3 separate regions of the Mus musculus genome follow, and all the other regions are linked to region 2. A link is a loop called in an ENCODE intact Hi-C map of the cell type or tissue named here. Cell type or tissue: left cerebral cortex. All regions are shown on one strand.

Region 1 (4,000 bases), 200 kb before region 2:
AATAAATATGCATGTATTACTTATTTGAAAGGCAACAATAATTGAAATGTGATTATTGACATCTTTAGAGCACCTAGTTTCTATTTTCTCCACAGCCTGGTCCCAGATTTTTTGCCTCCTTTTAATCCTTCTATACAGTTTCCTGATTTGCAATTAGTTATAGTTTGAAACTAAAGAGATAATAATAGGAACCACAGATTTTATGTCTATGGTTCTAAAACATTTGAAAATATATTTTTTAGAGTTTTTATTTGTTTTTTGTATATACCAAGGACATCAACAGCCATTTCAGGGTTTCAAAGAAAGTTGTAAAAGTAGCACAAAGCAGGACTGGGTGTTCATTACTTATGATGGCCACGACTAGTTTTCTAGTTTGCTATGCACAGAGTGACTTATATCACTGTTTTGAGTAATACATCATGGCTCCTGGATGCGAGAAAACATCCGCCTTGTAAAAAAAGCATCTCTCCTTGTTAAGATTTTTATGTCTTACTTTACTCATTCATAGACGTCTTTGATAACTATATAATGTTGGAACCACAAACGACATTATTTCTTCTAATCACTATTGATTATATAAATAAATTACTTGGAATTGTCTATTTGAGAGAAATTATCTACTTGTGAAGTTGCTATTGAGGCTTGGCTGGCCTGAAACACATTCTTGCTCAGTCCCCATTCATGAACTTTTATATTCAGGCCTGCATCATAACAAAATACCAACTGCTTTGGTATTTGGGCAAAACCTTATTAGCAGTTTTCCTAAGCACAAACTGCCACTTGTTATACTGCCATCACATTTTTAGAACTCTTTCTCTGAGGACTTTAAGAAAATACCCTGTTTTCCTTTTTCTAAAAACACAAATGTATGTATATAGAAAACCAGTTCATTGCTATAAAATGAGCTCTATTTCCTGTTTCGTGTGTGTGTGTGCGCGTGCACACGCGTGTGTGTGTGTGTGTGTGTGTGTGCACGCATGCGCGTGCACTGTGTTGTGTTACTCTACTATATAGACCATCTTCTAATTTAATATCTTCTAATTATATGATATAAATTTAATGTGCAATCGGTATTGGTTAGGCACAATGCCTCACCATGAGTATCTAGAGCATGATTTAGCATATGGACAGAGAGTAAATACCAATGAATGTGAAATAAGGAGTCATTCCTAGCCTTTTATGCATAGTCCAGCAAGTTTGGCCTGCTTGAAAATCTCTAAATATTCCTTTTCAAAGGCATACATGAAGCTGATCCTGTCTGTACTATGTTAACCTATGCAATCCTGATTAAAAAGAGACTCTGTGCCCCGTGTGTTTGTAATTTATCACTTTGACTCTGAAGGCATTAAACTGCTTCAATTCTGTTTCAGCATTCCATGAAGACTCCATTATTATCTTGATTTTTCTAAAAGGGAGCCATTCATTACATGGTCCCCACCCCTCAGGGGTATTTTTTACTCTGCTCCTTTTTACAGGTTCCACTGAGACAAATCTTATTTGTATCCAATGAAGAAAGATGGTCTTAGTTTTAAGAAGGAGAAGAAGAAGAAGTAGAAGAAGAAAAAGAGGGTCAATGAATTAAGTTGGTTTATTTTTAAGCAGGTCGTTTTTCATACTCAAGCTTGCCAGAAGCAAAGCTTGGACTGTCCTGAAACTTCACCCCAGTTTCCCCAGATAATTAAGCATTTACTGGTTACTCGCCCAGCGTTTCATTTACACATTCTGTCTTCAGTCGCTTAGGACTCACTGTAACTGTTTTCTCACTGCTGGCTTCAAATTAGAGCTTCTGAAGGAAACGCTGCTTTTCTTCCTGGCTGTGCCTAAAATGTTATAAGCAAACATATGGTATTCGGGGTGGTGGAGAGAAAAAAAGAAAAAAAAGGCAATATTTTTAGACTACAAATAAGCTATTTTGAGTCCTTTGAAGTACCATAATAAAAGCTATTCACAAAAATGATGGTGCATTTTACAATTGCTTCCACTCATGTCTTATCTAACTCTCTCCCTCCTAGACCTACTAATAAAGGAAATCTGGACCTACTTTCAAGTTTAGTAGGTCCCTTTCCAAGCCAGTGACCTCGACTAATATGAAATATACCACATGGAAGGATGTCATGTGGTGACTTAAGAGAATTCAAATCCGGGCTGCAGATTCACACCAGTTCACTTTTGATATGGCTTCAAACACCTTGAGCAAGAAATGGCATGAAGCCCCACAGATTTTTGTCGATGATGCTCAAAACGATGTTAATATATTTCCCAAAACACTGGGTGGAATAATTGAACATATATTTGATGAGGTGAACACATGTGCCACCATGTCAAAAATGCAATAAATGTTAGGTTAAGGAATGGCTTTGCATATACCTGTTTTCCTTTCCCTCTTCTTACTATTAGAATAGTTTTACCTAAGTGCTGGGGAGCTTCTTCTCTTCTTCTTTATGAACAAACTTGTCATGTGCAAGATGAAGACAAAAGCGTATCCATCTGCAACGTTTTTAAATGTGCAGACAGAGAGGAAGTTGATTTGGTTGGGAGAGAAAACGGAGAGGAATAAGGAAGAGAGGAGGGAGGGGAAAACCATAATCAGGGTATAGTATATGAGAATGAAAACTATTTTCAATAAAAGGAAAAATAATATAAAGTTCAGTTCAATCTAGAATGTGAAAAAATACATTGCGTTCCTCTGCATTGTTAGTGTTATCATTATTAGTAGACCTGACAGTAAACATTCCTCAAGAAGTGGGATATCTCCCAATATTTATTCGTTATTTTCTCTTTACTTAAAACTTTTCTATGATCTTTAAGTGATTTGAGCAAGAAACTTCTGTGATTTTAAGTTTTTTATTATTTTTAGAACAGGAATAATGGCTAATAAATGACCTAGGTATTGAAGGTATAGATTTGAAAATGACAAGATTGTTAATAATTATAAACAAATATCAAACAAAATGTGATTGACACTAAAAGTGTTCACATGTGAAAGAATAAAGATAATAAATTATATTTGAGTTTGAAAGCTATAAACTATAGTCTTATCCTCTGAATTCTGTAATTTTTGATCCAATTACTCATTCAGTGGTAATTCTCTCTCTGTCTCTCTCTCTCTGTCTCTTGCTCTCTGTGTCTCTCTGTCTCTCTGTCTCTCTCTGTCTCTCTGTCCCTGTCTCTCTGTCTCTGTCTCTGTCTCTCTGTCTCTCTGTCTCTCTGTCTCTGTCTCTCTCTCTCTCTCTCTCTCTCTCTCTCTGTCTCTCTCTCTCCCTCTCTCTCTCTCTTTCTTACTCTCTCTATAATTCCAGAATTATGTTAGGTACAATGTTTTAGGTTGACAGATACGTGAACCAACACAACAAAATGTCCTCATTTGTCTCAACCTTCCAATATGAGAAACTATCTAAAATATGAAAAGTTAATGAAAACAATAATTACTGATTTATTCAAGCTCCAAAAAGGAATTAAAGAACAAATTTTGTTTCTCTTGGTGATCTTGATATCGGGAATAAAGGAAGAAACTTTCTGATGCAGATCACCCAGTATGACAGCAGCACATAATTTCATTATGTGAGAGTATAATAAGAACAGGAAAGCAAAATTTATCTATTCCAAAATCAAAAGTTCTGTTCTTAACTATTTGGAGGACAAGATGAGAGAATAGTTGTTTTCTGCCTATTATGCTTTGGAGGTTTTTAACATACTGAAAACTTCCTTATACCAAGAATTTGCTGACAGTTCTCAAGGAACAGTCTACATTTCATAAAGATCCTTAACATAGTTGTATTGCACAACCTGTTGAGTGAGTGGTTCTCTGTCAAATTATTGATCACTTTACCTATAGGTCTGATCCTTACTGGCATAGCCAGGTCCTTGTGAAAATGGAAAGTCTGACCTTGTATAACTGATAACATTTTATTATTGAATTCTGCTGTGCCACTTTCTGAAATCGACAAACCAAACATGTACAGAGACATTTCTGAGAGAATGCTATTCTAGTTGGGTTTTC
Region 2 (4,000 bases):
TCAAGACTAACACGTGGAAATATTCAGCGGCATCGATCTCTGTTTGTCATTTAAACACTGTGAAATACATGACAAATTAAACATCCCTTACCTTTCTTCAAAACTCTCTTCCATGGAAGACAGGGGTTTATCTGTTTTCTGACTCACTAGACTAGACGTGAGCTCTGAAGATGGGTTTTTGACCATCTGGGGACAGAGCTGCAGCAGAAGGGGTGCAGAGGAGCAGACGCACGGGCTGTGGAGCCTGTACTGTCTGACTCGAATTAATGAGACGCAGTGAGCAGAATGGAAAAATAGGCACAATATGCTTATAATACTTATGCAAATTTGGCTTTTTGATGCTGTACCTAACCTCTCACGGTAAAAAGTTGAAGACATTGGCTATCAGGTTATTATCTGTTTGATTCACATTCTCGTTACCCTAAAGAAAGAAACTTGGTAAATTATTTGGGTGGGGGACACTAAAGAAAGAAACTTGGTAAATTATTTGGGTGGGGGACACTAAAGAAAGAAACTTGGTAAATTATTTGGGTGGGGGACAAGGGGTATTTTACCCCTCCAGCAGTTGCTGTTTGTTCTCTATTCAAAGGCTGTGTTCGCTTATGAGGAGGCATTCTGGCTTTGGCTAATTCTGTCTTAGAAAAGAACAGCAGTCAAACTCAATCAAATTATAACTGCCGTTAGACTAGACAGTCCCAAGTGGACAAAGAAATAGATCACACCTTCGGTTGTGCTTAATTTTCAGACATTCATTTTCACTTTGAACAAATGGTCTGAGCCTTTCCTTGGGGTACTTTCTTACATCTAGGAGAAGGAAAAAAAGGTCATATGTTCCTGAAGGCTGCGGATTGTCACAAGTAACAAAGTCATCTCAAAAGAAAAGACTGCCGGAGAGAGGATATCCTCTGATCTAATTTTCCTAAAAAGTAAAACTCAGCTGACAAGCCGAAGGGATTCAGAATCCAATGTCACCAAGTTCAGTTATAAATTTGTTTCAGTCATTGAAGCATGTTTACTCTTGCAATATCAAAGCATGTTATCTTCACTAACTCTTGGACCCCTGAAATTTAAGGTGACCCTATCCACATCCCTAATCTCTATGTGAAGCTCTGCAGTTGGACTTTCCTGACAGTTTCTTAAGGGAGGTCTGGGTGATTAAGAAGTGTGAAAGAGGATTAAGATAATGTTAAAAGCCCTATCAGGATATTTCTAAAATAATCAGGGATGCTGAAAGGCAAAGGCATTTGTCTCTTTCACAATTCCACCCACACTTAATAGAATGCAGTGCAATGTCTTGGTGGTGAGACTGTACTTCCTCAAGAAGGTGTTTTCTTTTCAGCATACTCTCTGGAGTCACACAAGTTCCCCAGGAGGAAGATGGTACTACACCAGCTTTTTCTAATGGTGACCCAAATTGCTTGCCTGGTGGAACTTCATTAGGAAGGATTAGTGAGGAAAGCTTTGATGGGACCAGAGTATAATCGTAGGGCACAATCACATCCACAGACAAAATGGAAACTTATCAGTGGTGGGAAAAGTTGGAGAAGGCCGGATGATCCTATCTGACTCCAGAGACTGCCAGATAGGCAGTTGAGTTCACTGGGATGAAGAGTGGGTAAGATGAAGATAGGCTTCAAGAAGTGATGCTTGTTGGTTTTCACTATGAACTGAAACTTTGTTTAATGGAGACAATACAAAGAAGTGGCTAGTTATTTAAAAGTTTAATCAAAGCCACCAGTTAGTATGCTTATAAGGAAGGGGAACATAGAATAAGGGGAGAGATAACTATACTTTCTCCATTTGAACAGGGAATGGCAGCATATCTACTATTGGCTGAATTAAGATGCACCCTTCTACCCTCTGTTCCCCCTTCAGCACACATTTATAACTAAACTAAAGTAATCAAAAAACAAAAGCAGATGTTTACTATGATATAATGACAGTGAAGTTTGCTTGCTTGGTTGGTTTTCTCCTATTTTAGTCTTTGGTGAACTAATGAACTCGAAGGTTTCTCTCTGATTCTACCAGGTTCAAAACTGTGGAGGGCAGAGTCTGTGAATGAAGGGTTTTTACATTGGGATATCAGCCTATAATGTTACCACTTTCAGTAAAAAAAAAAAATTAAAAAAAATTAGTATCTACGATCTGAAGCAGCCCAAACAAATACAGTGTGAAATACACACAGTCTTCTCTGCAAATTTCCTAAGAATGAACAATTTTAGAACAGTGCTCATCCTGGGAGGGCAAAGGATATGTTGGAACAATGACACAATCAAATATCACTTTGGAGATGGCATTAGAGCTCAGTGGAGAGTGATTGTCTACTGTTCAGTAAGCTAACTGTTCAATCCCTAACAGAGACCCAGAGGTGGGGCAAAGAAGACTGGAGAAAAGAAAATTAAACCTCTTTTAAGAAGGTTTGTTGATTTATATTCATTTATCTGTATATGTATCTAACTGTGTGTGCAGATGCCTGCAGAGGCCAGGAGAGGGCATCAGATGTCCAAGAACTGCTACAGGTGACTGTGAGCTTCTTGAGTAGATACTGCGAATAGAACTGTGGTCCTGTGAAACAGCCGTAGGTGCTCTTGATCACTGAGTCATCTGCCTAACCTCTCAATCTTTATCTTAAAGTACCGTATTGAGGAGGTCTTAAGAACAAAAGAGCCTTTCCGAAAAGTTAATAAATATTTAATTAAGCAGGATAGCTTTAAAAAAATTATATGAGATTGTTTTAAACCAACCCCTTAATAAAATCATTAAAGGATATGACGGTGCCCAAACCAAATCACGGAGCAATTATGGGGATTTCCCCAAGACAAAGGTACTCGGCCGGAGGGCCTTCGATGGGTTCTGCCTCAAGCACTTTCTGAAGATTTGTCAGAAATGGAATTGTGCATTCTAGAATCTAGGTGATGTTTAGAAATCTGGGTTGTAGCAAATGCTCCAGGGAGTCCTATCACTGCTGTGGTTTGCAAACCACTGCCTTAGGCAATTTCTTTTTCATATGATAAATGTAAAAAACGAGAAAGGACAAAAAGAAATGAGTGTTGTATTAGTGCATTTTTTTTTAATGAAGTGTTCTGGTTTCCAAATACTACTATCATAAGTCACAGAAATAAATAGAAAAATTTACCCTAAATCACCCTGTGATTACTTCAGTTGTATTAATTATGGGATTTAATAACTGACTTTGTTTTTTAGAAGTAGTTACCAATTCTTGAAGTAAAATCCTCTTTAAGTTTGCAGTTTAAGATTCCAGACGTTGAGCATTCTCTACTACTGACTTTAGCTTTCCCTGACTCTAGGGTTCTATCTCTGAATATTGACTGTAGTTCCTCATCTACAGCTTGCCATGATTATTTTTTGTAAATGATGGTATAAACACTTTCTGAAAAACCACATCTGTGCAGAGAGCATTTTGAAGAAGGTGGTCAGAATGGAATTATCTTCCATCTTCCCAGGTGCTCAAAACAAGATAAGCCCCAATTCAGCTTCTCAACAGAAATGAAGGAGGCAGGGGAAAGGCAGATAGATTTAAAGGGACTGGACAAAGCTATCACATAGGCCAGCCCTGATCTTGCAGACTACACACTTGAACATTTACATTTTAATCTTACTTGCTTAGTTCCTTCCTTCCTTCCTTCCTTCCTTCCTTCCTTCCTTCCTTCCTTCCTTCCTTCCTTCCTTCCTCTCTCTCCTCCTTCCTTTCATCTTTTAATGTGGGAATAAAAACTAAATTAAGATCCTGGAACCCTCTTGTTTTTCTTGGGAGCTAAACAGATATAAAATTTTAAGAAATATTTCACATACTTTTTAAGCAAGGCAGAGGAGAGAAAAAGTTCTCTTTTACTACTTGTCAATTGTAACATTTTATTCAACATCACAGTATACTTAAATTTAGATAATTACCATTATTTGAATGGACATGCCTACTCTTCACATCTCATTATAGATATAAGGATGAGCACAGATCTATAGAGGAGAGGGGAAATTGTCC
Region 3 (4,000 bases), 150 kb before region 2:
TTAAAACACTCAATCCTATATGGGTTGTGTTCATCAAATTTCTCTCCACAGGACTCAAGGAGCTATGTGGAAGAGGATCCAAGAGCATGTGTTCTTCTTTTTCTAAATTAAGTTGTATTTATTTATTTTTACTTGTTCACTTTATTTTTTTTTGGGGGGGGGGTTAAAATAAATATCACATTTTATTGTTTTGTCTTTAGGAAAATGTCAAAATTAGCAAGAAAAATGTTAATCAAGATTAAAATTATTTTAGGCAAATGTGATTAAATTTTCTTTAGTTTTATTTTGACCATTAAGAATATAAATGATGTGCCCCAATACAGGGTAATGTGAGGGCCAGGCGATGGGAGTGGGTATTATCCTGCCCACTTACTCCATCCCAGGCACTCTTGTTCACCCCCAATCCTTCCATCATTTTCCTTCCCCTTCTCCTCAGAGCAGGTGATGACCACTGGAAATCCCTCCAACCCTGGCAATTCAAGTTCCTTCTAGGCTAGGCACTTCCTTTCCCACTGACAAAGAAGCCCGGCTAGAAGATCATATCTCATGGGTAGGCAACAGCTTTTGGGATAGATCCCCCAAAGGAGGTAGGAACTGCACAGGAAAACCAACAGAGCCAAGTAACCTGAACCTTAGGGGGTCTCAGAAACAGAACCTCGAACCAAAAATCATACAGAGGCTGGAGGTAGGCCTCTCAGCAAGGACGTAACAGATGTGCAGTTTTGTCTTCATGTGGGTTCTCCAAGATATTTTTAAGATCTAGAGGGCACTTATGGTACCAACCCAGCAGAGCTGACATACATATAGACTCATCATTTGTGACAGCACACAGAGGGCCTGTAAAATTTCAAACTGGAATATGTTCCACGGAAACAAACATGAAATTCTGTCTATTACTAAAGAAGCTATCTCCAATTGACAACCACTCTCAAAGAAAAGAAAAAATTAGTTTGTCCAAGGGATTCTCCCTGGATGTACAACAGTACTCAAGGGCATGCTGCCCACCTAGCAGTAGATGTTCAACATGAAAGAATCCAAAAGTTTTTTTTTTGAAGATCTCTGTCTCATATTGCCTTGTTTGGGCATTTTATATTTGATTCGTGTTTGTATTGTATATTATGGCTTCCAACTTTTGTGATTTCAAAGGTTTTTGTTTGTGTGTGTGCATGTGTGAGTATATATATGTGTGTATGTCTATGTGTATACATTTTACATGCTCTTTCTTTGTTTTCCATTTGTCTTGTTCTATTATTATTTTTTGTCATTTTAGTTACTCATTTGCTTGAGAGAGAGAGAGCGATAGCGGCCTGCCAGTGGGAGTTTACTGAGCAGAGATTTCAGAGCTCCAGGTCAGGGAGTCTCTAGGAGATGAGAACAGGCTGGCCTGTTGGTGTCCTAAAGGTGTATCGTGGGTTCCTTTTTAATATTTCACACTTCGATATGCTTATAAACAAAAATGACTACGTCTATGTTTGCAATATGTTTAGTTGTGCTGCCCTGTCAACATCACACAAGACCTCAAAATTAACTAAGAACTATGTTAACAGACAGCATGGAAGATGATTTAGCCACAAAAAGCAACAAACCATCTAGGCAAGTAAAATAATGATTCAATCTTACAATTACCAAATAAGATGTTCACATCAAAATGATTCCTTCAACAAAACCTTGTAGGAAATCTCAAACTTTATATAGTAGACAGATGAACATAGACAGTAATGAAGTTCATTTGCAGTTTTCTGGCTCTGTTTTCTCAATTGCAAAACAAAAAGAAAAGGCTGTAGTAGTTTCCAGTTTTAAGATGGTTAGAATTGGCTATCAGTATTTAATATTAATTATCATTGCCTTATAGAATAGTTGCTTATTATCGTGACCTTAAACTGATAGCATTGCTTAGGATTTTAAAAACATTATAAACATTTTAATTCTTCTTACTGTTTAAAAGTTTTATATTTATTTAATGTATATGTGTACATGAATTTATATGAATGTATATAATGCATATAATGTATATGGATGCATAAATATGTGTGTGCCACATGTGTGCCTAGTGTCTGCAGCAGGCAGGAGAGGGCATTTAATCTCTTTGAACTGGAGTTGCAAATGGTTGTGAACCATCCTATGGGTCCTAGGAGCCAAATGTGATTCTTTACATGTGCTTTTCACTGCCAAGCCATCTTTCCAACCCCAGAGCCTTTAACTTTATTTGTTGATCTCCCTCAGTGACCTCAATGTCTTTTCTGAACTCTGTCTACACTTGTTATTTGTAAAGAATCACAATGGGCATACAGTGATAAGCTCTGAAGAGTCTGACACGGAGATAAAGGCTCCTCCTGTTGTGCCTCTAACAAAATGAAACTGAATAATTCCTCTTCAGTAATGGCGCAAGTGTGATTCTGCTGGCTGTGAAGCTGAGTCCAGAAACAAAAGATGCAACTCCATCCTGGCAGAGCAAAAAAGGCATCCGAGTGCATACATTATCCAAAATCCATATGCTCTCACTCACAGCCTTGTGTAGTAACTATATTTTGTCTTTTGTCAGGATAACTAATTACATAAGAAGACATGTAGCATAGTTTAAATCCCTTTCTCCATAAGTCTACATAGCTATCCTTATTTTTTCACTCATTTTACAGCTTAAATATCTCCTTAACTATTCTTCTCTATTAATCTGTGTGTTTATCTATGCTTGTTGCATCCTGTCATATAAATCAATAATGTTATTTTTCTCTACATGAAATTTCTGAGTGAGAAGACAATAAAATTATGCCACAAAACTAGAAATGTACTGAGGCATATAAACTTTGCACGACCAATGGGCCTCTTTTTCCACTGATGGCCGACTAGGCTATCTTCTGATACATATGCAGCTAGAGACACCCATGGAAGGAGATACAGAGACAAAGTTTGGAGCTGAGACAAAAGGATGGACCATCTAGAGACTGCCATATCCTGGGATTCATCCCATAATCACCTTTCAAACTCTGACACCATTCCATACACTAGCAACATTTTGCAGAAAGGACGCAGATATAGCTGTCTCTTGTGAGACTATGCTGGGGCCTAGCAAACACAGAAGTGGATGCTCACAGTCAGCTATTGGATGGATCACAGGGCCCCCAATGGAGGAGCTAGAGAAAGTAACCAAGGAGTTGGGGGGATCTGCAACCCTATAGGTGGAACAACAATATGAACTATCTAGTACCCCCCCCCCAGAGCCATGTTTCTAGCTGCATATGTATCAGAAGATGGCCAACAAGTGGGAGTGGGTGGGTGGGGGTGGGGGTGAGGGAGGATGTGGGGGACTTTTGGGATAACATTGGAAATGTTAATGAAAAAAATACCTAATTAAAAAAAATGAACAAATAAAAAAAAGAGAGATTATAAAAATAAAGCAAAAACTATAAATGTATGAATGCTAATCAACCAAGGGGGAGGCACATTTACCTAAACTTTTGTACAAAAATTGAATATCAAATTTAATGAAGTAATGCCTACTTATATTCATGAGACTCTATAAAACCTCCATTACTATGAGAGGCAAGGTCCCTGGGAGAGTATGTCAGAAATCTATTGACAATGGTGTCTGATACTCATTTTCAGCCAAGATTTCAGAATTTCACAGATGTATGCTTTAGTGCTGCCCTGACATGCAGCTGACTCATTTTCCTCCCAGACAAATTTGGGAAAAAGCTGACTCTTTGAGCTGTCCTTCTCCAAATCCTCCTAATTCATGAATTTTTAGAGCTCCTTTGGAACAAATAAAAATAATCCTGAAATACACTGTGTATGTTCATTCATGGCGATTCACAAAGCTCTAGACATACAAGTATCCTGAATAACCTTTGTAGAATCAATCACACGATGTATCTTGTAATACTAATTTCTACCTAAAGGCAAAGTGGCAAAGCTAAGTTTACAGAGATGAGTTAATGGTTAAGAACATCCCCTGTCCTTCAGAGGACAAGGGTTCAGCTCCCATCATCTATAATTAGACGAT

Evidence for each region. Hi-C counts contacts between places; a loop is a spot of excess contacts. Peaks named below come from ENCODE experiments on the same cell type or tissue, not always from the same donor. Only the 100,000 strongest peaks of a DNase experiment are listed, where the experiment ranks them.
Region 1: it touches region 2 in a loop (2.8-fold over the local background); 2 of 42 quality-filtered maps call a loop at or near these places.
Region 3: it touches region 2 in a loop (2.7-fold over the local background); 2 of 42 quality-filtered maps call a loop at or near these places.

What each region holds. Positions count from the first base shown.
Region 1 is chr8:99,222,130-99,226,129 of GRCm38, forward strand. The region is part of intron 4 of Cdh8 (cadherin 8); the gene reads right to left. Among named protein-coding and RNA genes, the nearest start is that of Gm24693, 150 kb to the left of the region's middle. In left cerebral cortex, no CTCF peak of the experiment used is centred here; a DNase peak (open chromatin) is centred at 1,814; H3K27ac peaks cover 252 bases.
Region 2 is chr8:99,417,421-99,421,420 of GRCm38, forward strand. The region is part of intron 1 of A330008L17Rik (RIKEN cDNA A330008L17 gene); the gene reads left to right. It also overlaps a transcript of Cdh8 not described here. Among named protein-coding and RNA genes, the nearest start is that of A330008L17Rik, 2.7 kb to the left of the region's middle. In left cerebral cortex, CTCF peaks have their summits at 1,398 and 2,476 (motif pointing right); DNase peaks (open chromatin) are centred at 169 and 2,505; H3K4me3 peaks cover 531 bases; H3K27ac peaks cover 207 bases.
Region 3 is chr8:99,264,900-99,268,899 of GRCm38, forward strand. All of the region lies in intron 3 of Cdh8 (cadherin 8), which reads right to left. Among named protein-coding and RNA genes, the nearest start is that of Cdh8, 150 kb to the right of the region's middle. In left cerebral cortex, no CTCF peak of the experiment used is centred here; DNase peaks (open chromatin) are centred at 2,440 and 3,752; H3K27ac peaks cover 841 bases.